5 separate regions of the Mus musculus genome follow, and all the other regions are linked to region 4. The links are chromatin loops, found by intact Hi-C in ENCODE. Cell type or tissue: left cerebral cortex. All regions are shown on one strand.

What was found. A loop is a pair of places that touch in the nucleus more often than their neighbours do. Peaks named below come from ENCODE experiments on the same cell type or tissue, not always from the same donor. Only the 100,000 strongest peaks of a DNase experiment are listed, where the experiment ranks them.
Region 1: it touches region 4 in a loop (2.2-fold over the local background); 2 of 42 quality-filtered maps call a loop at or near these places.
Region 2: it touches region 4 in a loop (5-fold over the local background); 4 of 42 quality-filtered maps call a loop at or near these places.
Region 3: a loop joins it to region 4, with 2.5 times the contacts of the local background. A loop is called at or near these places in 2 of 42 quality-filtered maps.
Region 5: it touches region 4 in a loop (7-fold over the local background); 19 of 42 quality-filtered maps call a loop at or near these places.

What each region holds. Positions count from the first base shown.
Region 1 is chr5:115,568,416-115,573,415 of GRCm38, forward strand. It overlaps Gcn1 (GCN1 activator of EIF2AK4), which reads left to right. Exons shown (of 58, transcript NM_172719.2): 2 at 2,994-3,096. Among named protein-coding and RNA genes, the nearest start is that of Gcn1, 5.7 kb to the left of the region's middle. In left cerebral cortex, no CTCF peak of the experiment used is centred here; DNase peaks (open chromatin) are centred at 2,863 and 4,495; H3K27ac peaks cover 469 bases.
Region 2 is chr5:115,904,901-115,909,900 of GRCm38, forward strand. It overlaps Cit (citron), which reads left to right. Exons shown (of 47, transcript NM_007708.3): 9 at 3,738-3,921. Gm42008 (a long non-coding RNA gene) reads right to left here and starts at 3,708. Exons shown (of 3, transcript XR_003955981.1): 1 at 3,501-3,708; 2 at 1,466-3,115. In left cerebral cortex, CTCF peaks have their summits at 2,551 and 3,609; DNase peaks (open chromatin) are centred at 2,578, 2,892, 3,608 and 4,435; H3K4me3 peaks cover 3,235 bases; H3K27ac peaks cover 3,311 bases.
Region 3 is chr5:115,917,372-115,922,371 of GRCm38, forward strand. The region is part of intron 9 of Cit (citron); the gene reads left to right. Gm36185 (a long non-coding RNA gene) reads right to left here. Exons shown (of 3, transcript XR_387613.2): 2 at 2,989-3,160; 3 at 1,260-2,173. Among named protein-coding and RNA genes, the nearest start is that of Gm36185, 3.6 kb to the right of the region's middle. In left cerebral cortex, no CTCF peak of the experiment used is centred here; DNase peaks (open chromatin) are centred at 1,449, 1,618 and 2,239; H3K27ac peaks cover 585 bases.
Region 4 is chr5:115,730,257-115,735,256 of GRCm38, forward strand. It overlaps Bicdl1 (BICD family like cargo adaptor 1), which reads right to left and starts at 1,365. Exons shown (of 9, transcript NM_001080808.2): 1 at 866-1,365. The coding sequence starts at 1,303. In left cerebral cortex, a CTCF peak has its summit at 2,738; DNase peaks (open chromatin) are centred at 392, 881, 1,193, 1,753 and 2 more places; H3K4me3 peaks cover 3,303 bases; H3K27ac peaks cover 2,742 bases.
Region 5 is chr5:115,651,280-115,656,279 of GRCm38, forward strand. It overlaps Bicdl1 (BICD family like cargo adaptor 1), which reads right to left. Exons shown (of 9, transcript NM_001080808.2): 7 at 4,622-4,752; 8 at 540-660. Among named protein-coding and RNA genes, the nearest start is that of Mir7030, 8.2 kb to the left of the region's middle. In left cerebral cortex, a CTCF peak has its summit at 1,924 (motif pointing right); a DNase peak (open chromatin) is centred at 1,852; H3K4me3 peaks cover 910 bases; H3K27ac peaks cover 1,523 bases.

The DNA.
Region 1 (5,000 bases), 160 kb before region 4:
CTCAGTGTTCTGAAGGACAGTGATTTCAGCATGGAGTTCTGCGTCATGGCAGACTTGACTATGAGGCTCGAGCCTTTTCACGGACCCTGGGGGCACTTGTGGTGGTTACCTTACACATGGAAGAACAGAGAACTCAGGGAGACAGGCTCCTGGACGAAGGGCAGAATCTTCCGGAATAAAGACACACAACCAAGAATTTGAGTTGAATAATTAATAAGATTAGGAAGAACACCGCAAACAGGATCGTGGGAAGGGCAATTATTAACTCCAGGGAAAGGCATTCTAGGCGGAATGAGGAACACAGTCATTAAATGGAGGTCGTGTCGGTACTGTTTCCGTACAGTTCCAGCATCAATCACCGCAGCTGGCTCATTGTGACCCTGAGGACTGCTATTGATGGGATGGAGAGAGTGGTGGGGTCAGAGTCCGAAGGCCACTGGCGGGAAAACAAAAGTCTCACTGCAAGCACCTCCATGTTTGGGAACAGTGGAGGTGACACTGAAGTGCTGGCCAGGCTCAGGCTTGGGGGACAGATCTGGAGCTCCTGGGCTCTTTGCCGGTATGGAAGTGAGAACAAAGGACACTTAAATTACCAAAGCCAGCCGGGCGTGGGGGCACATTCCTTTCTCTGAGCACTGGGGATGCAGGCAAGTTCAAGGCCAGCTTGATCTGTATAGTGAGTTCCAGGACAGCCAGGGCCATAAGAAAACCAAACCAAACCAAAAACAAACAAACAAACAAACAAACAATCAAAAAGCAAGAAATAGTTTGGAGACCACCGTGTCCATTCCCTAGAGAATTAGAGTAGGAATTTAAGCATAAAAGAAAAAGCAGGAACCGGTGAGCCCGATCCCGGGACCCACTGTGGGGAACTCCCACAAGTTGTTCCCTAATCTCCACACTCAACGTTTGCCCTTCTCCAAAGTACACGTAAAAAGAAGGCATTGTTCATTGTCTGTGCCCTTGACTCAAGTTACTGATTTAAACTTCCTGTGGATGAACTGCCCTCAAAACCAGTGTCCTCTTCCCCGCTCGGAGCCGTCCATTGCCCTGTGGACCTGCAGCCTGCCACAGGAAGTTTGCAGACTACCGCTCAGGAGCAGGTTTCCCCGGGGTCTCAGACTGTTCACATACTGCGTGTGTGCTAACTCAGTTGAAGGAGGCTGTGGACGCCTTGGCACCCTTTTATAGACGAGCTTGGGTTCAGGGTTAGTTCTGAGAACACAGGTGCTGTGGCACTGGCTCCGCTTTGAGGCAGAGGCTTTTACTGTGGAAGTGGGAGATGGGCCTGTTGGTGCTGCCCCCACAGGCTTATTAATGGTAGTAGGCTTTTTGAGTGAATTAGAATTAGTTGCCATACTAGTCCCAAGAGTTAAGAGCTGTTAATTAATTGCCTTCGTTAGAGAAACTGAACCTGAGAGCTGCCGTTGTCTGACTTGGCGTCCACAGCTAGTGAGACCGAGCTGGGATCCAGCCTCTTGGTCTTTCCCCATTAGTGAGAGCTGTGTGCTTCTCTTCTGCCAGAGTGGCAAGGTCCTGGCTTTCTCCCTGGGAGGTCAGAGTGTGACCCTGGTAAGGGAGAGCCTGCTGGGTGTACTGTGGGCCTTCCCTAGACTTCACAAACTGGGATTTTTGAGGTATAGTTTACATGTAAAAAAAAAAAAAGTACTGCCATTTATTTATTCATTCATGCATTTATTTATTTGAGACAGGGTCTCTTTATATAGACCAGGCAGGCCTTGAACTCACTGAAATTCTTCTGCCCCCTTCTGGGATTAAAGGTGCATGTTATCTTGCCTGGCTTGTACTGCCTTTTTAAATGTATTTGTTGTGTTGGGACTGTTGTAGGTTGTGTATCTTGATTATATCCACCCCCGCTCCCCCTCTCTCTACCCAGTGCCCCAGGACAGACCCTTTCCACATTCATGATCACTTAACGGAAATCTTTTTTGGGGGGCGGGGGGGGGTTTGGAGACAAGGTTTCTCTGTGTAGCCCTGGCTGTCCTGGAACTCACTCTGTAGACCAGGCTGGCCTCGAACTCAGAAATCCACCTGTCTCTGCCTCCTGAGTGCTGGGATTAAAGGTGTGCGCCACCACGTCTGGCTAGTTAACGGAAATCTTATTTCATGTGTATGTGTGAGTGCCTGTCTGTTTGTTAGTGCACTGTGTGTCTGCAGAGGCCAGAAGAGGGCATCAGGTCCCCTGGAACTGAAGTTCCAGATGGCTGTGAGCTGCTGTGTGGGTGCTGAGAACTGAGTCTCAGTCTTCCGCCAGATCAGCAAGTGCTCTTAACTCCTAAGCCATCTTTAAAAATAGGTGTATTTACTTTGTTTGGGTATGTACGTGTGCGTGAATGTGCTCTTGTGGGCCTGTGCCACACTGTGTGTGGAAGTCAGAGGATTGACTGTGGGTCCTTTGGTGTTTGGGTCCTCTGATTTGGTATTTGGTGCAGTTAGTGCTGCTGATGTGAGTGCGGGGGTGGGGCCGCCTGCTGGGGGGGACGGAGGTGGTGGTGGTGGTGGTCGTCAGTCTTCCAGTGCTCACCTCTTAGGAAAGAGGCTTTCCCTCACCCATAGTCATCAACCAGGGGTGAACTTTTGGGGTGTTTATGAAAGGATGCTTTCTGTCTAGAGGCTTCTGAACTTTGCCTTGCCTTGCCCGAGTTCAAGAAAAGTATGTTGAGTGGATGAAGACAGTGTATCTACACTGAGGGTGCTGTTTGTTCCCTGTGTCTGGAGATTCTACACCATCTAGGGACTTGATTGTCACAACTAGGGCAGGAGGAGAGTGGGCTGAAACTGGCTGTGACTAGTGGGTGGAGCTGAGAAATGCTTTTAAAACCCCATAATGCACAGAGGCAGCTTCCCATGACAAGATGTTATCCAGCCCCAGCTGTCAGAACGCAGCTCTGCCTGTGCACACACACACACACACACACACACTCAGCGTTTGTCATGTCTGTTGAAACTTTGTGTGGGTTTGGTCTTCGCAGGTTTCCGAGACACTGAAGCGCTTCGCTGTGAAGGTGACAACAGCCAGTGTGAAGGAGCGGAGAGAGATTCTCAGTGAACTGGGGCGATGCATCGCCGGCAAAGGTGTGTATTTGCCTGTTCCTGCACTGCTGTGTCTGAGGGAAGTCAGGGTGCGCGCTCTCTTTCTCCCTGAGCTGATGAGACGACCCTGCTCGTCTGCTTCTGACTACACCTTTTTTTTTTTAATGTTCTTCAAAACAGTTGAAACATTTGGGTCGGTGCAGGTAGGTTTGTTTTGTTCTGTTTCAAGACAGGATTTCTCCAGTTAGCCCTGGCTGTCCTGGAACTTGCTCTGTACTCCGGGCTGGCCTCAAACTCAAGAGATCCGCCTGCCTCTGCCTCACGAGCACTAGGATCAAAGGTGAGCCCCACCACCGCCCGGCCATTATTTGTAGGTTTTTTTTTTAAATTATTTATTATTTATTTAATGTATAAGAATACTGTACTGTTGCTGTCTTCAGACACACCAGAAAAGGGCATTGGATCCCATTGCTGATGGTTGCGAGCCACCATGTGGTTGCTGGGAATTGAACTCAGGATCTCTAGAAGAACAGTCGGTGCTCTTACCCGCTGAGCCATCTCTCCAGCCCCCTTATTTGTAGTTTTAATTATGTTGATTCTTGAGCAGTATACTGGGCACACAGATATTTTCTTTGTATGTCCACGGACATGAGAAGATGGTAGCAGGTGGCGTCCAGCTAAGTACCCTAAGTCTAGCTGAGATTGAGAGATGTGTGTTTTCTAATGCGCCCCGAGAACAGTCCCTACAGGCGCTTGCATTTTACTAACTTTTCTTTTTGCGGGGAGAGTAGTGGTGGTTGTTTGAGAAAAGGACTCCTTAGAATGGACTCCTTAGAATGGCCTTGAATCCCACTCTCCTTATTTAGCACTCAGTCCTGGAATTATAGGTGTGCACTACTGCACCAAACTCAAACAAACCAGCCGGCCTACCTTCCATCCCTCCCTCCAACCCTCCCTCCCAAGACAGGGTCTCCCTGGATGGACCCAGCTACCTTGTAGTGCATGTCTGTCCTCTGTCCTCAGCCTCCCCAGGGCTGAGCTTACAGATGTAAACCACCACATCTGGCTTTTCCTTCCAATCTTCTCTCACATTCCCACCTGCTGCTTCAAACCTGTTGTTGCCTGGGTAACAGGCAAGTTTGTTAAAGCTGTAAGTGGTGTCAGTTGCTGCGTGAGTTTCTCAGCTGTCCTGTGTGTGAGTGCTGTAGTGTATAATTTTATGCCTACTCGGAGGCGACTCTCTCAAGGCCCCAGTCTGTTAAGGCTGCTGTGCAGAGATGCCAAGTATATGCTTGTACTGAGCCGTGCTGGTTAGATTTCCCTGCAGGCTAACTGCCAAGTACTACATCCCTCACACACACACACACACACACACCCGTTTATGGAGTAAGTTTGAATTCTGCGTCTCAGTTTATGAACTACTCTGAGTCTTTGAGGGTGGTTTTGCTTTTCTGGCACCCTGAATGTACAGTTCCAAGTAAGTTGTACTTGTGAGGTGCTGTGGTGTGAACACCCAGCCTCCTTCCTGGAATCTGTAGCTTTCAGTCCTCTAACACTCCGGGCCTAGGCTGAACATGAGCTCCTGTGATGCCTCTCAAGGGCTGGTGAGGCGGGGGTGTGAGAGCATCTGCAGCTCGGGACAGCGGACACGAGCGCTGGGTGTTTCCTGTCATTGTTCCTGGTCTGTCAGCTTGGCTGCTGTTTCCTTAGTGCTGATAGCCCCACAGGCTCGGAGTTCTGCTTGTTTCCTCTCCATCGTTTGGGCTCCTGAAATGGGACGTGCTGAGAAAGCTCCTCCTGGGCTTCATCCACCTCATACAGGGGCTGAGTTTCCCCAGACAAATTTCTCTGCTGACTGCTTGCTCTGGTCTGCCGGGTCCTGCTTGTCCCAGCTGACTCACCAGCATGCCAGGGCATTCTTGTTCCGCCTGGCTGCCCCTCTGGCT
Region 2 (5,000 bases), 170 kb after region 4:
ACACGCACTCGCTCAACACTCGCGTGTGCCGCTGTTCATTTCCCATGCTCCCGGATCCCATGGAGCCAGCTGCCCCAGCTGCAGTTTCTAAGTAGCCACCCTAGCTCTTCCCTTCTAAAGGGCCTAGATGAGGGGGTGGGCATCCTCACCCTTCTTGGGGCATTGGCTCATTTCTGGGCCACTTCTTCAGCTTTGAGGCTGCGGCTTCTCAGGTTGTGTGAGCCTTCGTTTGCTGAGGACCTGTTCTGAACTGACCACCTGGCAAGAGGTTGACGTCTCTAGCTTTTAATCTGTGCTATCAGTTCTCCCTTCTCTCAACTTGAAAATTATCTCACCTTTCTATATACCCCCCACTCCCACCCCTCAGTGCTGGGGATTGAACTCAGGGTCTTGCCCATGCTAGGTAGCATTCTACCACTGAACTATATTCTCAGCCTGTTGCGCACACGTGTGTGTGTGTGTGTGTATGTGTGTGTATGTGTGTGTATGTGTGTGTGTATGTATCTGTATGTGTGTGTATGTATGTATAAATGTATATGTGTGTGTATGTATGTGTGTGTATGTGTGCATGCAGATGTGTGTTTCTGCATGTAGAGGCCAGTGGACAGTCTCAGGTGTCGTTTCTTAGGTATCATTCACCTTTAAAAAATGAAAACAATGTTTTCTGTATCTGGTTTTGTCTGTGTCTATGGCTATGCCTGCATATGTTCCAGATGCTTGTGGAGGCCAGAAGAGGTCATCAGCTCTTTGGAGCTGGAGAGAAAAATGGTTATGAGCTGCTGTAAGGAAGGCAGGAATTGAACCCTCATCCTAGAAGAGTAGAAAATGCCCGTAACCACGGAGCCACCACTTTAGCTTTTCCCTTCCTCTCTCTGAGACGTGATCTCGCCCTGGCCTTGAACTCCCCATGTAGGCCAGGCTGGCCAGCCATGGAATGCCAGAGATCTTCCAGCCTCCACCGCACCGCTCAGTGCTGGTGATGAGGCTGTGCCATCCTGCTTGGCTTTATTTATTTGTAACCTGTGGGGATTGTACTCAGCCCCTTATGTTGGCTGACTCAACTCTCCAACCTCCCCACAGCCCCCAGAGACCGAGTCTCGCTATGTTCCTTGAGTTTATCATCTGTAGCCCAGGCAGGCCCTGGCCTTCTGATCCCCCTGCCTCAGCTGCCCGAGTGATCAGGTGATAGGCCTGTACTGGCAGCCCAAGCCTCTTTTCTAATCTTGACCGCAGTAATGCTTTGAGCATGGCAGAACTTTACAGATGAGCCTTATTTTATAGTACAGAAATTCAGAAATCATAATTACTTCACTGAGGGTGGCTCCTACCTCTCTATTAATCATCTTCCTAACACAGAAATGGAATTCTATTTTCGTCTCCTACAGATAAATTAGTATATAGTGGAAAGGGATTCAACTTCTGCGAGGAATTATAACGCCATGGTAGAATTAACACAAACACTCACCTTGGCGTGCCTGTGCCTTGTATAGCAGAGACCGACTCTACTCAGCGCAGATGCCGCGCTGTCTCACTGGACTTGAGCGGCTGCTAAGGTCTGCCACATCATGCACTGTACGCCAGCAATGATAACGGCCACAGGTCACCTTCATGGGTGTTCACCGAGTGCCAGAAGCCACACTGAGCACTTTGCATAGATTCACCTAACAGTCAGGTGCAGAGGCAGGAGAATCACAAGTTTGAGGCCAGCCTTCACTGCTTAGGGACACTCTTTCAAAGCCAGACATGACCTCCCCACAGATGCCTACAGAGGCTGAGTGCCTTTCCCAGGGTCATAGAACTGGAGTGGGTGGAATTGGGAGCCATTAAGCCACCATGTTTCTGTATCAGAGTCACCTACGTATTTCAGTATGTTTATCTCGATGTCCTTATCTTGGGATGGAAGCACTTCCTTTTGGTCATCATACATTGTAATTTCTGTGATTTCAATTTTAATCTTCCAAAGGAGGGATTGGGTGAGCACGGGCAGTCAGATGGGGTTTGCACCACCATTAGATTTGCACCCCAACCCCCCCCAACCCCCCGCTTATGGGTGTGCACAGGGGATGCGAACCCCTGCATCCAGTCCCAGTTCCCTTCCCATAAGCTAATGTTGAAAGCGTTAAGCCCCGGAGCTTCTGACTCCAGCAGGGAAGGCTGAGCTGCTCCCCGGAGAGCCCGGAGGTGTTAGATAAGTCTCTGTTAGCTCGCATTTCACATTCCCTGATCTTCTCTTCCCCACCTCACCTCGGTGCACCTCGGAGACTGTTCTTTTGCATATCCCAGAAGCACCCGCCGCCCCTCCGCGTTCACCTCCCTCTTCCTCCGCACCCCTCCACATCACTCCGGTTACTTCTCTGCCTGGCACTGCTTTGACCGTTGTCCCCGGGGATGCTTCGGCAACAGCCAGCTCCTTCTGAGTCTGTGGGGCTGAAGGCGTGCTTGCTGCTCACCCCCCACCCCACCCCCAGCACAGAACTCTGTCTGGAAAACAAGAGGTTAAAAAAGAAGTCTGGACCGTGAAGGGCTGTGACAACTGTCCTAGGGGGAGCTCTAGCGAGCCCTGGCGGGCAGTGACTCATGCGGCTCCGTCACTCAGATCGGCATTGGCCCCTGCCACGCAGGGTGGCCAGGTGGGGTTACCGCCAGAGCACGCACTAAGGAGTGGGGAGGTGGTAGCATGCAGCCTGCACTGCGGGGGATGTGATGCCGGCTTGCCAACTTCCCCCTGCCTGGTCCACTGCGGACGTCCCAGCCTGCAACCATGGTAACACTTCTGACTGGAAATGCCCCTGGGAGCCCCCCACGATGGGCAGCCTCCTGGTGACTGATGGACAGCCGCTCACGCGTCTGAGTGAGAGAGCCTAGTAGGTCTGCAGGCGGCAGAGACGATGTGATTCCACCCCCCCTCCCCAGCTGGGAGTCATGCCATAAGAGGTAGGAGCCTCACCACAGATGTGCGTCTGTGGGTCTCTATGTACCCCTCACCGGTGCTGGGTGCTGTAAATCACTGCAACTTTATCTGGCTGTCTTTTGATTATGCTGGTTGAACTGCGGTGGATTCGATGGGCAGGGGTGTGTTGAGGGGAGTGGGGGTTTTGGGGGGGGAGATAATGAACTAAAAAGGAAAAAAAAAAGTGGTTAATAGGATCTCTGAGTAGACTCAGCTGGCTATGAATGAACCAGACTGCAGCGGTGACCCAACCACGGTTGTACAGCTTTCTAAGCCCACCGTCCTGTTCTCTCCCCTCATTCTGGCTAAGTCATGAGACATGCACGTCTTCCATCTGACAGCCATGCATATCACCAACTATTAATCATTTTAGACCTGTCTGGAAGAGGGGCTCAATGGGCTTAGGTCACCCGGCACCCTGGCACTCCAGCGTCCAGGGATGGAAGGCTGCTGGAAATAATGAGCCAGGAGCTGCCTTCCCTGGGTGAGTTGCCCAAGCACTTCAGCGGGGGGGTCCAAGTGACCTGTCTGAGTTTATCTTTCACCTCACCCACTGCCCAGAGAGGCAAGCTGTCTGCGGGTTGGTGGCCATGTTGGCAGCGAAGGGGTTAATCTCTTGTTGCTGTAGGAGCCGAGGCTGGGTCTGCCTGCGCTAGGAGCTGGGTTGAAAGCAGTCGCTGCAGTGCTGTCTCCAAACGCCTAAGGAGTAAGGCGCTTTTTCCCCCTCTGCAACAGTGTGGAATTCTGAATTTTTTCTCCCCCCCCCCCTTGTTTTTCTTTTAACCAGCTCCTCCCCCCTTCGTCCCCACCCTCAAGTCTGACGATGACACCTCCAATTTTGATGAACCAGAGAAGAATTCGTGGGTTTCATCCTCTGTGTGCCAGCTGAGCCCCTCGGGCTTCTCAGGCGAAGAGCTGCCGTTTGTGGGATTTTCGTACAGCAAGGCACTGGGGTATCTTGGTAGATCTGAGTAAGTGACGGTGACTCTCTGGGGGGACCTGCATGGATGGCCGGTACACAGAGCCAAAGGTGCTGATGCTGGTGCTGTGGTGTGCTGTGCTGTGCTGGTGGGAGGGTTGGGGGAGTGCGTCGGAGGGAAGCCTCTGGGCTGCCTGTTTGGGGCTCGTGGGGCTAGACTGTTGATGCTCGGTTCTGCATGGCGTGTCAGGTGCCTGTTCCTCCTGTCCATGGCATCTGAACAGTCAGCTGGGCACTTTGGGTTAGTTTTTTCCATCTTTAGTCTTATTTAGAGGGAGGAGAAGAGTGGGAGATTTCTAGCAGTGCAGATACCCGGTTAAAAGGGGAACCTTGGATGAGTTAAACTGAGCTGTCTGTCCATCCATCTCAAGAGAGAGGATGGCCGGAACCCTGGCTGTATCGGAAAGGATCCGAAACACGGGATCTCATCAGCCTAAAGGGTTTCCCAATGGGTTTAACCGAGCTGCAAGTGGCTGAACCAGAGCTCTAGCAGAGAGATGACGCTGGGCTCCTGTCCAAGTATGCTGCAAGATCAGGGATCTGGCAGCTGAGCCATTCCAAGTAGGGAGAGAGCACTGGTGGCCAGAAGAAGCCCCGTTCCTTCCTGTGAGCCCCCAGGAGCAAGTGTGATGCAGCCGGCAACTAAAACCCTAAACAAACTCGGCAGCTAGAACGAGCAATAGAGATGTGCTGTAACCCTCCTGACCTGGGAATCGTCCTCTCTCGTCTGATAGGAAGCGTTCAGAAGACGGGGCAGACGGGGCTTGCTTGAAGGGTCCTGATTTCCAGACTCCTAGAATCTGTGTTAAAAACAGCTGCCTTGGGATGTAGGAGTTGGATGCCATTCTGTCTTCAGGGGAGCAATTTCCCCTAGGAAGGTCTCAGACCAGCTATGTTGTTCTCCAGGTTCCTTAGCTCCCTCACACCGAGGCTCTTGGGGGAGATGCTGCCCACTTAGAACACATTTTTTTTTTTAATTCTCATGGGTAGATTGATTGCCTGTTTGGTGTGTTTATAGCTTAGATATTGATTCGAAGGGATATGGTATTGGCTCCTGGATGGTGTCTCCCC
Region 3 (5,000 bases), 190 kb after region 4:
ATCCATCCATCCATCCATCCATCCATCCATCCATCCATCCATCCACTTATCAATTAATCCATCCATCCATCCATCCATCCATCCACTCACCCATCCACTCACCCATCCATCCATCCATCCATCCATCCATCCATCCATCCATCCATCCATTCACTTATCAATTCATCCATCCATCCATCCATCCACTCATCCATCCATCCACTCATCCATCCATCCACTCATCCATCCATCCACTCATCCATCCATCCACTCATCCATCCATCCATTCATCCATCCATCTATCCATCCATCCATCCACCCATCCACCCACCCATCCATCCATTCATTCATCCATCTACTAATCCATCCATCCATCCATCCATCCACTGACTTAACAGATCCATGGCTGTAGGCTTCAAGGGTATAAATGTGAACAGGACTGATGCTGTCCCTGTCCTCAGGAAGCCGCTATATACACAAGAGACAGATTCAAATAGTGGCCAGGGCTCTGTAGAAATCTGACCAAAATGGGGACCAAAGTGGGTTGGCCAATTTAGACTGACCAGGAAGATCTCCCTGAGCTGAGCACTGGGACTTGGTGGGAGAATGTTGAGTCACCTGAGGTGACACTCCTGACCACCTGTGAGCTGATCTAGAAGTCTTCACCGACCTCCCGTGAGGTGCCAAGCCCTATGTTAGCTGGACCTGCAGTGAGTCTCATTGCGAGGCTCCTGTCCTGGTGGTATAGGTGAACACTCATTCATTGGCTCATTCACTCAGCAAACTCTTGCTGTCCTACTATGTGCCATGTACTTTCTAGGTACTAAGGATAAAACATTGAAGAGAGGAGGCAACAGTTCCTGCCTACATGATCTATCAAAATGCCAGAGTCGGCTCTTGATGGTGACCCCAGGAAGGTTGTTCCTGGGTAGGTGGGTGGGGGCAGGAAGTGAAGCCAGGACCACTCCTGTGAGTGCCCAGCCAACAGACAGTAAGTATATCAGAGCACTAGGGAGCTGGGGCTTGCATATCCTCAGGCAGTGTGGTCTTGGGTGAGGTGGGAGAGCTTGGCCTTGCGTGGGGTAGCCCAGAGTAGGGAGGCTTGGTAGGATGGAGCACAGACAGATGTCATTTTCTAAAGGACCATTGTGGGGGGATGGTTGGCAGAGGGATGAGGGTGAAGTCAGGGTGGATTAATTAGGTGGTGATATTCCTTCAGCGACGAGGTGGGGAGATGCCGACAAGACCCGCAAAGCGAGGCGCTCACTGAGAGCCGAGAATGGTATTAAAAAAAATCGCATGCCTGGCTATATTTTTATGAATAGTGAGGGTTTTGATAAATGGTTTTTGTGCCACGTATTAATCATTCTAGAGCAAACGTTTCTCTTCATCTGGAGCCCATGGGTGGTGGCGGTGGTGGTGGCGGCTGCGGAGCATGTGTGGTTGCTTATCTAGGCATACAAATGTGCTGCACTCCAAAGCCAGGGTCTGAAGCTCCCTGGGAGAGTGGCACCTTTCACGTTTCCAGGAGGCTGCGGCGGGCACCACTGGATATTTTAAATTGGGCTTATAAAGTTAGTTCATAAATTTCAGAATGTACAGTCTTAAAAGCCAGCGTATTTTTGGAAACAGTGCTGTTGGTTTTTAAATTCTCTTGTACCACGTTACAGCTTGCGGTTGCATGTATTTTTAGTGCCGTTGGCCACAATTAAGGTGAGGCCCTAGGCTGAGCTAATTCGATGACTCTGGTTTTAGCATCTAGTCTCTACACTTGGTTGTCTCTGAAGCACGTGCCACCTGTGGTCTGTGATCGGGCAACAGATCTCTCAGGCAGGGGTGGGCTTCCCTAGGAAGCACGTGGATGGTTTGATACTTGCACAGGATCCTAGGCCCACTCCATCCACAGCCTGCTCTGTGGGGTGGAGGTACACACTGGATTCTCTTATGATACTAAGCGATTCCGTTAATAGCTTTCATGATTTTTTTTCTTAGTTCTATGGATTATTTATAGGCAGATCATTGGGAAAGCTGCATTTTATCATCTCTCTTAAATGTGAGACGTGCGAAACAGTTTTTTGGGTCCAATGCAATGTTAAGCAAACATCTTCTCTAGGCTGCAGAGGGACGGGCGGGCGGGCAAGCCCACTGTCTCCCTCCGTCTTGCGCTGTCCTCTCTCTGCGCGCTTTGGGCCCTCTGTAATTATAAAGCAGATTGTATATATTAGGAAGAGATGTTGATTTCAGAGTAAAATTTTCTAGAAAATAGAAGCAGGGGGAAAAAAAGGAAAGCCCAAGCTTGGCTTGGCCCTAGAAGAGACGGCACTGCTGTGTGTGGGTGGGTGGCTGCTGCACCCGCTGCTGGGGTGGGGGGTGGGGTGGGGAGCGGGGAGTGGCCCTCCCCCTCCACGGGGGCAACTGACTGTGCATCCAAGATGCACCGGGGGGGGGGGGAGGCAAGCAACGCGTGGGCACAACGCGTGTTCTTTTATTAGCATCTTTTTTGTAGTGGATCCCATCCAGTCCAGAGCACGAACTGGCCTAGGCTTCTGACATCTATCCTGTTACTCAGTTTGAATTGTCTCCCTCCCCCCACCCCTCCCCATGAAGCGGTGGAGGGAGAGTTTCTCTTGTGTATATGGGTTGAACTGTGTCTGGGGGTGGCTTTGGACCAACTTAGCTTGTGGGTGCTTTTGGGTTCCTAGACTGTCTTGAACTCCGACTTAGCAACAAACACAGCCACTCGTGGATAGAGGTCACTTTCTCCCGAGAGACCCACCCCTCTCTTTCCTCCACAACTCTGCCTTTCTGGACTGCTTGTCAGTACTGTCCCGCCAAGCAGTCGAGCTGAGATCTGAACTTACAACCGTCGATTATAGATGCCTCCACTTTTAACTGTCCGTCACTCAAACATGGTAAAGGCTTTAAGATCCGCTCTTACTCACAAGCACACATGCACGAGTGCCCATCCCACAGGGTTGAGCAGATCTGGTGAGGTAGTCAGTAAAGTACCTGCACATAGAGCTTGCTTGCTGAGTGGCTTCCCCCTGCTGGAAGGGCTGGTGTTCCTTTTCCCTCCAGGGTGGTTCCTGAGATGAGAAATGGAGGCTTACAGCCTCCACACTGGAGTGTCTCAGCCTGCTGTTGGTGACATTTGGGGCTGGATAAGTCCTGCAGGTTCCTCCTATATGATATAGATTGTTGAGAAGTGCCTCTGGCTCCTTCATACTGAATGCTAGTAGCACCTCCACCCTTCACCCCGTCCTCCACACCCCTACCCCCACCCCCACTCTGCTTCTACCCCACCTAAATACTAAGATTATAAAGTGTGTTCTAAATATCACCAAATGTATCCTGGGGAAGAGCCACTGAGCTGTAGGAGAGAATTCCATTTTTTTGGTAAAGTAAGGTTTATTCATGTGTTTTATGTTGTGTGTTTTCCTGCACGTATGTCAAATTTCATCACTTTCCGGGAGTTCTGGGCCACAGGTGTGCACCGAGGCCTCAGAATTCTGATGAAGTACTCCACAGAAAAGTGGTTTTGTTTCATTCTTAAAACTTCTCTTCAACAATATAAACTTTAAATAACGCCATGTGTGCATCAGACTAGACACTTGATGTCTGAAAACCAAACCTGTATGAGGTGGTTTGGTTGCTGTCAGCTGCACTGGGATGAGACCTCCCGAGCTGAGGCTTACATTACAGTCAATTCCAGGGAAAGCTACTGTCAGTCACTTTGGAAGCTGGTTACTGATAAACCTAGAGAGAGTGAGTTGAGGAAATGTTCTGGAATGTTTGTTGGGGCACAGGGGACACTATTCAGGAGTGCATATTTGGGGACTGGAGCGGTGGCTCGGTGATTAAGAGCCCTTGCTGCTCTTGGAGAGGGCCCAGATTTGGTTTCCAACAAGGGGCTTGCAACCGCCTCTAGTTCCAGTTCCAGGAGATCTGATGCTCTCTTCTGGCCTCTTCAGACTTCTTCATGTACTGGGTGCACATACAGTCTCAGGCAAAACACAACACTCACGAACATAATTTTTTTAAAAATTAAAAAAAATTCTATTGGAGCTTGTCATTGGCACTATGAGTTGATTGCCTTAGTTGTACTGAAGGTAAATATTGTGTATCATGTAAGTGTTCTGAGCTATATCTGGCTTTAAGAAATCCACGGAGATGGTATGGTTAGATTAACTCTCGTGGACATCATGGTGCATGCCTATAATCCCAACCTCTGGAGGCTGAAATAGAGGGATCATGTGCTCGCAGTCGGCCTAGGCTACATAGTACAACCCCAAAGGGCGGGTGACATGCCTCACCTGTAAAGTGTCTGAGTGCTGGCACCATTGGAAGGAAAAAACCTAATTCCCTAAAATTGTTCTGTTTCACACATGTGCATCACGGTACATACACACACACACACACATACACTGCATAAGTAAAGCAGTAAGCTTATTAAAATGATAGAGAATGCTCTTCTCAGTTACTGCCTGGCACCTGTGCTCGTCCTGAAATTCAGACCAAAATAAGTGCGTTCCCACTACAGATTGCTGGCCTCACAGGACGTGGCCAAAGTGCCACCTGGGAGCAAACACTGAGGCGGGCCACGCCAGAAACCACGAGCTCGTTCTTCTAATGAGCACCCTGGTTTCCCATCCCAATCATTCTAATGGTTCCATCCATTGGGATCCTTATGGAGTTTAATGGAGGCGGTACCTGTTGGGCCAGGCCCTCGTTCCCCGGCGCAGACTGAGTCTGTCTGGGAGAGCCCCATCCCCAGCTTTGGTCACAACAGTTCCATCTCCGGGTGACTGCTGGCTCATCTGCACTGAGGGACAGGAAGCTGCCCAGAGCTGCGGTGACCGACCTCTGCCCTCTGCCCTCTGCCCCCTCCCGTTGTCTGTGCAGTTTGTCGCTGCAGGTTGAGTTCAGTCCCAGTGTTTCCCACTAGAGCTTTTTTTAGATGTGGTTTTTATTTATTCTTTTACAAAAGATAGGTTTCTTTAGCATATTTAGTCTGAAGAGCT
Region 4 (5,000 bases):
AAACACAGTTGTAGACGATGTTGTTGCATGGAATTAACAGAAATATTACTCATTTGAAAACGTACTTAGGATTATTTATTAACTGGGGTGTGTGTGTAGGCCGGAGGACACGTTGCTAGTGACATCCCACATGGGTTCTGAGGAACCAATTGGGGCAAGTGACCTTACCCACTGAACCATTTTGCCAGGAAACGACCCTCCCACAGGGGTGGGTGAGGGGAAATGTTTTTAGTAGTGGTTAAAAGTAACATACATGCTAAGACCCAGGACACAGGAAAGTACTACTGAGACACACATAGCTACTGAAGCCCAAACTAATCACATGATGAGCCCTGCCTTCTCTGATTTCTGCAATGGAACCACATCCCCTAATCCCTAAGCATTTGAAAGCTATATAAAGCTCCTTTCGAGGCACTTGTTCCCCACAACTCTCTGCCAGAAAGTTAAGACAAGGGCATCCAGAGGCCTTAATGCCCGGACTGGAAAGCTCTGGGCTAACACCCTGATTAGAGATTAACTGCTTCTCCGAACACCTGAAGCATATTTTAAATGCTTCTCGATGTTCTCATTTCTGTGTGCAGATATCGCCTTGGTGCTGTATAAATTAGTCATACTGTAAGCTCTATTTTAGACTCTGTGTACAATACATATATAGAACGGCCCACAACGGTGAGAGACGTGCACGGACTCACATCCGAGCTGGGTGGGAAAGGCAGGTGGGCTCAACGAACGCGCTGATGCTGGTGAAAACTATCCCTCCTGCCTCCCCGTTCTCGATGATCTTCTTCGAGGTAGACTAGGCACGGAAACGGGGAGGACAGGCAGGCACCCCAGCTCCCCACCCATGCCGCCGGAAGGTCCTCACCTCTAGCTTGTCCGTCAGCTCCTTGTGCATCTGCTCGTACTGCCGGCTCATGTCCTGGTTCCTCTCGAGCAGCGCCTTGCCTAGTCGGGCCGCCAACACCAGATCCTTCTCCTTCTGGCGGATCACCGACAGCAGCTCGGGATCCTGGGTAGGCGGCGGCGGCAGCGGCGGCCCGTGCCCCTCAACCGGAGACTCCGGCTCCGCCTGAGGATGCTCGCCGGGCTCGGACGACCGCTCCCCGGCCGCCAGCAACGCCAGCTCCTCCTCTAAGGCCAGTTCCAGTTCCCCGGGACCTCCGGGGAAGGAGACGAGGGCGGCAGCAGTGGCGGGACTCCGGACTGCGTCCCCGGCCCCAGCGGGCAGCTCCATGCAGCAGGCGCTGTCCGGCTCGGCGGGTGCTGAAGCTCGGCCGGCCAAGCCCAGGCAGAAGGCGGACATGGCCCGCGCGCGCCGAGCCCGCAGCGGTGCGGCCCGGCCGGCGCGCGCCAGGCTGCAAGGCGGGGGGTGGGGATGGGGATGGCGGGGGAGGGGCCCCGCCGCGCCGCCCCGCGCTTCGCCTCGCCTTGCGCCGCGGCACGCGCCCCCCGGGTCCCCGCGAGCCCTGGGCGCGGCGCGCGCGGGCGGGCAGGCGGGCGGCCCCTCCCCCGCGCCGGCGACACGCGCCCCCGCCCCCGGGGGGCTCAGCTGCTGGCGCGCGCCCGGGACGCGGACGACGGGGGTGGGCAAGAGCGGCAGAAGGGGAGATTGAAGAGGGGTGGCGGGGTGCGGAGCGGGAGGAGAAGCCGCGCTAAGGATCGCCGCCGCGGCCGGGGTTCAGCCGCCCTGTTGCTGCCGCTGCTGCTTCTGCTGCCGCCGTCGCCGCCGCCGCCGGCCGGCCGGCGCCTCACGGGGAGGGCTGCGCTCCGCTGTCGCTGCGTCGCTCGTTGCTGCTGCTGCCGTCGGCCGCTCCTTGCAGCCGCGCTCCATGTCCCCCGGCTCGGCGGCAGCAGCGGCGGCGACGGCGGCTGCTGCTGCTGCAGGGGCCGAGGCGGCGGCTCGACATCGTTGGCCGCACAGCCCCGGAGCAGTCCTTCCTTCTTGCCTGCCCGGCCCCGCAGCTCACCCGGCCGAGGAACCCGCCCGGCTCGCCCGCCGGGCTCGCTCCTCCGCCCGCCCGCCCCGCGCTTCCGGCCGCGCCCCTCTTCCCCGCCCCGGGGGCCGGCGCCTGACGCGCGCGGGCACCTGTTCGCCGCCGCGCCCGCGCGGGATTCGCCGACGCTCCGCTCGCCTCGGCCGCGCCCAGGTGGCGCCCGCCTAACCCGGACGTGGCCTCACGCGACGCGGGGACGGATGCGCGCGCCGCCCGTGGGGAAGCTCAGCGCGTCCTGAAAGGCCGGAGCCTCTCCCTCCCGTGTGTGTGTGTGGGGGGGGGGGGTGGGGACGGCCACGCCCCCGGCCTGGAGCCACGCCCTCAGCCTCGTTCCCAGCTCTAGGTGTGGCCACGCCCCCTGCGCGCTCACCTAAGGGTGCGGCTCTACGTCCACCACTTCTCCGACTCCTCCTCAGCTTGGCGCTCGGCCACGCCCCCTGCCTCGTTTTCGCCGGGGCCACGCCCCCCGCGCTCGCACCTCTGGGTGTGGCCTCCTCCTCCTCCAGACTCCCACGCTCTCACCCCTGATGGCGCTCTGCAGCGGCACGCGTCCTCTTCCTCGCCTCCGCGGCCCCAGCCCGCAGCCTCTCTTCGGTTTGGGGAGCTGGCGGGAGCCCCATTTGGATTGGGTCTTGTGGTGGGGTATCCTAGCTGGTCTGTGGTCCGAGGGGGCTGCGGACAATTATGTGAGTCAGGGAGCCAGGCGGAGAGCCATTTGCAGTGCGGGATTTCTATCTGAACCCCTGCAAGAGCTAAGCAGTCGGGAGAGGGAGCCCTCGAGAAAAGGAGGCGGAGGAATGACTTGGAGAACCCAGCATCTTCATACTGATGACTCAGGGATATGAGAGAAAAGGGTTTGTGGAGAAATAACGGGAGAAAACAAAAATCCTGCTTCTAGATGGGGGATACAAAGCACAGACATTCCCCAGTAATAACTACCTGAGCCATGTCCAGCTTTTTCTTTGTTAGTTTTATATGCGTTATCTTAATCTCACAAGGGTTTTATAAGGTGTTGTCCTTCTTGCTGTTTATACATGGGAAGAAACTCAGACTCTAGACTTGGGTTCTGCCAGGCTGACTCTGGGATTCCCATTAAATTATTATTCTTTCTTAACATGTGACCCCCATCTGGGGGAAGATAAGCAGTGATTTACAAAGACGATGGGTCGACTCAGTACACTTTCCTGCGATGAGGAAAGAATGACGCTACAGGGTGACTGCGGGTCTCTTCTTTCTTTGATCGAGGTGGTATTTCGGGAGCCAGAACTGGTCTTTATTGTTTGCTTTTCCTGTTTAGCCACAACCTCTTTTTTTTAAAGTGAGGTCATACTTTACCTCTTTTTATCCTGGTGAAATGGAAATTTTAGGACACCCAGAAGTTGAGACGTTTCTCTTTGAGTTTTTGTTTGTTTTTTTTTATTAAATTCAGAGCCTAAACAATTACCTTGTATGACAATCCACTCCAGGACCCAAGGCAAGAATCCAAAAGTTCTCCAGCCTCGGGGCTGGCTTGGGGGGAAAGACAGGTGAAGTGTTATCACGTCAGATCTTAGAGCTAAAATAGGCACTCAGGCGCAGTACCATTGAAGCAAGGGACTATACCAGCACATTTTATTATGCCCTGCCACACATACCTTGGTCAGAATTGGTGGGTCTTGGTGGACTGCAGATGAAACTCCCCTTTGTCATGATTGAAGCACGGAAGGACAAATCTCTCCCTAATCTATAGAGAGACGGAAATGGAGAACAGGATTCCCTAATTAAAGAGAGCTTGTGCTATATGCTTTTCTTTAACACAGACAGACGCCTAGAAAAGAGTGGCTTGCTGGCCTTGAACTCATTGGTCTCTATCTATTAGGCTTAGTTGTTGCTATGAACTTTTTAAGGGTTATCTATTCACGATGTATCCCTGCTAGGTGTTAAACTTACTCTGAACCTGAAGGTGAATTTGCACTCCGGATCCTTCTGTCTCCACGTCTAGAGTGTTAAGATTAAGTGTGCACCCAGATAGTATTCATTTCATTGGCCATGAGTAGTATGTTTCAATGAATGTCCAAAAAAATCGTGTTAAATATGAACTATTCAGAATAGTGCTCCTTAAGTTGGTCTCAGAATCACTTAACACTCTGAAAATTATTGAAGACATTAAAAAACATTGTTTAGCATGGGTTTAGGTATTGATATTTGCCATATCAGACATTAAAGGTAGAAAAATTTCTAAATATCTCATATTTAAAATACTCCTAATAAGCATGTGTTAAAATGTACTTTATGAATAACCATGATATATCTCCAAATTAAAAAAAAATTAATGGTGCCACACTGTATAGTCCTAGCACTTAGAAGTCAGAGGCAAGTGGATTTCTGAGATTGAGGCCAGTCTGGTTTACACAGTGAGTTCCAGGATAGCCAGCCCTACACAGAGAAATACTCTCTCTCTCAAAAAAAAAAAAAAAAAAAAAAAGTGTCTGTATGGGTAGATGTGTGTACATGTATGCAGTTGCCCAAGGAAGCCAGAAGAGGGCACGGGAGTCCCTGAAAGCTGAAGTCACAGGCAATTGAAAGCCACCCAGTGTGAGTGCTAAGAACTGAACTCTGGTTGTCTGGGGGAGTTCTTAACCGCTGAGCCATCTCTCCAACTGGTGTTGATAAAAAAAAAAATGTATGAATTAAAATATTTTCTCATTAAGATATATCCTGGGGGAAAGAGTATTTTAATAACTTTTTTTTTTTTTTTGGTTTTTCGAGACAGGGTTTCTCTTTGTAGCCCTGGCTGTCCTGGAACTCACTTTGTAGACCAGACTGGTCTCAAACTCAGAAATCTGCCTGCCTCTGACTTCTGAGTCCTGGGATTAAAGGTGTGTGCCACCAGTGCCTGGTTTTTTAAATAACCTTTTTTCTTCTTTTGTTTTCTTTGATAAGGAGCCAATACTTAACAAGTGGTAGTTTCTTGGTTGCAGTGTGGAATCTGAGACGTCTCAGAGTGCCTACTAATATTGAGATGAT
Region 5 (5,000 bases), 79 kb before region 4:
GAGAAGAGAACAGCCCCGGTGAGCCATGGTGCTGGCTGCTGCCGGCCCCATGGGGCCACGATGTAATGGACACTGCTGTTCTGTCGGTCACTGCGGGGCTCACCTAAGTCACAGGTGACTACTATCTAGTAGGTTACAGTCTCTTGGAGAAAGACATTAACCATTTGAATCAGCCTATCTCACCCTCATCCCTGAGTCACGACCTTAGGGCAGTAAGGAGTTGGGAGACCCTGAAAATGGGGACTTAGAGATAGCTGCATAGAGATAGCTGCACTGACCCATGCCTGAATAGCGCCCTTGGATGAAGAAGCCACAGACCTTTGAGAAGGGCAGGGCAGCACCTGTGGGGACCACTGGGCTGAACCACATCACTCTAAAACAAACCGAATGAGCAGCTGAGTGGGGCCGACTCCACATCTGGTGGAGGTGCATCCCTCCCAGGGGCTGCCTGGGCTTTCTGTCTCCTTGGGGCCCGGGGGCTCCTAATGCGGGTTCTGAGTGGGTGCCCCCCCCTCCCCCGGCCCTGGGCGCTTGCTTACCTGCCAAGCCTCCAGCTGCTGAGAGAGGTTCAGTTTTTGCTGAATGGCATCCAGTAGCTGGCTGTTCAGAGACATCATATCCATCTTGCACTTGGCGAGTTCCAGCTCCACAGCGTTCTTCCTGCAAACATGGGCTGCGATGAGCACGGACATGCGCACCTTGTGCCTCTTCACTAGGAGACCTGGAGTCTCGGGGAAGGGAAGGGCCGATCCCACACCATAGGGTCCCTGGAGCTATGCTTCTTCAAGGACTGACTGCAACTTGCCTGCTTCCTAACCAAGCCATAGGTACAAAAGATGACCTGTCATCGCTAAACAGGTGTCACAGCGAGAGGGTAAAAGAGGACAGAGCCTAGAGAGGATCAAAGGCCTCTCAACAAAGGCGCTGCTTGCTGGCCCTTCACTAAAGGCTGTGCACAGCACAGGGTGGGGACCTTCTCCTCCTGCTATAAAAGGTAGTCCTTTGGACAAGCTACTCAGCCATTAAAGAAACTGTTCCAAAGATAAAGATGTTCAAAGGATGGTGGCCATAGTTTAGCAACATTAGTTTGCAATAACTGGGGAACTGTTTAAAATTTTTTAAAAAAGACAATACAACACGGGCACCAGTGAAAACCCAGATACATGGTACTTACTGACAGTGATGGCACTGGGGAGGAAAAGGTCAAGGTTTTGGGAATAAAATTGCCAGTGTGTGGCCACATACCATACACGCTGGGGCTATCATCCCTGGAGATGGCACTGATACGAGCTCTCCCTCCTACTTCAATATTTCCCATTTGTGTGTCTTGGGTACTGTTTTGCTCACCTTCCCAACGTTATTACAGTTTAGCCGCTCAATGCAAAAAGCAGGCCCCGTGGAGAGGGTGTGAGAGGAGGATGCCGGTAGCGGAGCTGCCTCTGCAAAGGCGGCGCCCGCTGCCTGAAAGCAGATCCTGCCAGGCCCGTGGAGGGCCGCAGGCCTGGCCTGCAGTGGCTGCCCTTCTGCTCTCAGGACACACTAAATGAGCAAAGCCGGAACGAGTAGGTGATTCTTATTTGTACAGAACTCAGACCATACTTCCTCCTCGCCCGCCTTGCCCTCTACCCAGCAATTAGTCACCTACTCCACACCCGGTGTGCTGCATTCACCAGCCACTCTGCCCTAGAAGCAGCTCCCGACAACTCTGGGCTGGTCCCGGCCCCGCCCACTGCGGCTGCAGGCCACAGGGATAGGACCAAGCCTGTCCAATGGGCAAGCGTGCAGACACTGCAGATTGCTTCTGTCATGCCCACAGGCATTGGCTGTTAAAGAACAGCGGAAATCCTCCTGGCAGCGGTTGCCATGGACGCGATTTGCCTGACAGTTCCCCCAGCGGCTCTAGCCTCAGGAAGTACCAGGGTCCGCCCGCAGATGGCGCCGCGAGCAGCCCGGAGCTACCGGAAAGTGCTGACTAACGCCAGGGCCTGGAGACGCCAGTGCTGCAGTGCAGGAGGAAAGGGGAGTCTTTAACTGGAACCCCAGATCCAAAAGCATACCACACAACTCGCTTATCATACATGAATCCTAGTCTTTAAAAAGAGTTTTGGAGAGTGTTTCCGGGGTTGGAGAGTTGGCTCAGCGGTTAAGAGCACTGGCTGTTCTTCCAGAGGTCCTGAGTTCAATTCCCAGTAACCACATGATGGCTCACAACCATCTGTAATGGCATCCGATGCCCTCTTCTGATGTGTCTGAAGATAGCTACTGTGTACTCATATAACTAAAATAAAATAAATCTTAAAAAAAAAAAAGAATATTTCCAATGCCCAGAAGAACTCCTGAAGTCACTATTTTGATTTGTTTTGTTGTAAAGCCAATTGCTAGTCCCAGAACAATTGGTGGTACCCACATTGGTATGGTTTTAGTGGTACAATTTTTTCACCTGCCTGATTAACTTGTGTTTTTAGTGAGTGCTTTTGAATCGTAAGGTGATACACTGCTAGCGGCTTTCCCATTGTGTCAGATAAAGACTACCTTAAGGTTTCCCAGCGCAGTCTGCTGAGGCCAGTCTCCCTGGACACACGTTACAGTATACAGGTGAAGCAGCGGCTCCTCCCAGCCACTCTGACGCCACTGTGTGGGAGCCCCGGTGATTAACATGTGCAGGCACGGAGGTTCACCCGGAACATGGCACACAGGGGCAAGTGACACAGACAGGCCTTACCGAGATACACTGCACTCAATTCCCGAAACTGAGCTAGAAGAAACAGGCAACCTAATGGGAGGTCTGACCAGAGAAAAAGTAGACCCAAAAGTGAACCAGGACGCAGGTGATGGAAAGAATGGAAGGAATGGAAGGTAGAGCTGAGAACCTGCCACGCCACACTGCTCATGGCTCTAGCTTAAAGGCACAGGGCATCACTCAGACCAGCTCTCTTCAGACCCGCCTGCGCACTAGGGAGTGTGAGTCCTTGCCCTCCAGAGTTGGGTTTAAGAGCTTCCTTCCCTTCCTTTACTTCCCATTGTGGAGGCACCATTTACCTTCTCAGTGAAGGGGCAGCAACTGAGGCCCTAGGAAATATTTTTAGGTCAGCTGGGTGTGCTCGTGCACACCTGTAATCTCAGTACCTGGGTCTAAGACCAGGGAGAAGGCTGGCCTTAGAAGCCAGCCTTGGCTGCGTAGCTAAACAAAGCAACCAACTCACAGAATAGGGGCTCCGGGAAGCTACCCCTGTGTGCTTCCAACATGTCCGATGGAAAGAAATGCGCTCACACACCCCTTCTCTGTTAACAACAATGACGGCCCGACAACACGGTTTAAGAAGATGACCTAGCTTATTGGGAAAACAGAAGAGTGGACACTGAAATGGTATGAAATCATCCCAGTGAGAAGTGCAGACAGACAGACAGCCCGGCTTCCCAGGGGCAGCTCAGTTAAAGGGGTGGCAAGTATGACAGACTTTCAGAACACGTCAGTCAGGTGAGCTCTCGGGCGCCAGAGCAGATTCTAAGCAACTAAACCTCCATTTATGACATAACTTGTACGTGCTGGGGGAGGGTTAAGAAGGCTGACTGGATAGTGTTTTCTCGGAGGGTTTACTGGGAGAGCGTCTGCCTGGCACACACGAGGCTCCGGGCTTGCCCTCAGCATAAACACACCACCAAACAAAAAACCCATCTGACCAACTAACCCACACAACACTCTCGCTAAAGCTGACGGACCCGCAGATGAGGGTTCCTGCTAGGATGCTTTTGTGTACACTTGAGAATGTCTGTAAATGAAAAATTAACCAAAAATAACAAAGCAGTGGTTGACACAATAATAACTTTGGGAAGCTAAACTGTACATGGGGATACCCTATGCCACACTAGTAGCAGGGAATAGCACACGCCACCCATAGTAACAGAAAGAAAAACCAACCAACTATGCAACAAATATATTAAAGATATACAAACACACCCATAGGAAAGGTGTCAACAAGGCACATGACAGCCTTCCCCAGCACGCTCTTCCCCAGGGGAACAAGTGAGTGAGTAGCAGGCAGCTAACCTTTGTGGGGGGGGCAGGGTGGAGGGAGGGGAGAAGGTCTTGTTATGGAACCTAGGCTGGCCTTGAACTCTGTCTGTGGTGCAGGCTGGCTCATGCTGAAGTCCTTTCTTGTTTGTGTAGATCACATTATGGCAGGCTCATGACACAACTTCCCTTCCTTTCCTTCCCTCCCTCCCTTTACTCATTCGTTTATTGAGACAGGATTTTTCCTGTGTAGCCCTGGCTGTCCTGGACTTGCTCTGTAGCCCAGGCTGGCCTCAAACTCACAGAGATCCTGGTGCTTCTGCCTCCGGAGTGCTGGGATCACAGGAGGGCACCAGCAGTTTAAAGACAAGCATGTAGCACAGTGTTATTAAAGGAAACAGTGGAGGCTGGAGAGACGGAAGGGCAGGCATCTGGTGAACAGTGAGGGCTGAAGTCTTAATCCCAGCACTCATGGAAAACCTGTATCCTCAGTGTTACAGGAACGGAAACAGGGGCCACACTCACCACACATACATACACTATACTACACACACACACACACACACACACACACACACACACACAGAGTAAACGGTTCACGTCACTCACTTGGCAATGGCCTCGTCCCGGTCCCTGATGGCCTTCTGAAGCTGCTCCTTTGGCTCCTTGTCCTCAGAGGTCACTCTGAGTCGGTCCCTTTCCTCCTTCAGTGCGGTCATCTCCACGCTCAGCAGTGTCACCTAGCAACAGATCAAAGAGGGATGTCTGCGATAACACTGCTGTTGCTGCTGCTGCTGCCGCCGTCGGCCCGGGTGCTTTCTCCAAGGAAAAGGCACCCAGAGTCCAGCAAGATGGATCAGCAGGTAGAGGTGCCTGCCATGCAAGCCCAGCAACCTGAACCCAAATAAAGATGGAGGAAAAAAGTGACTCCAAAAAGTTGTCTGCTGACTTCTTCCTCAATCTTGAGGGGCTGGAGAAATGGACAGCA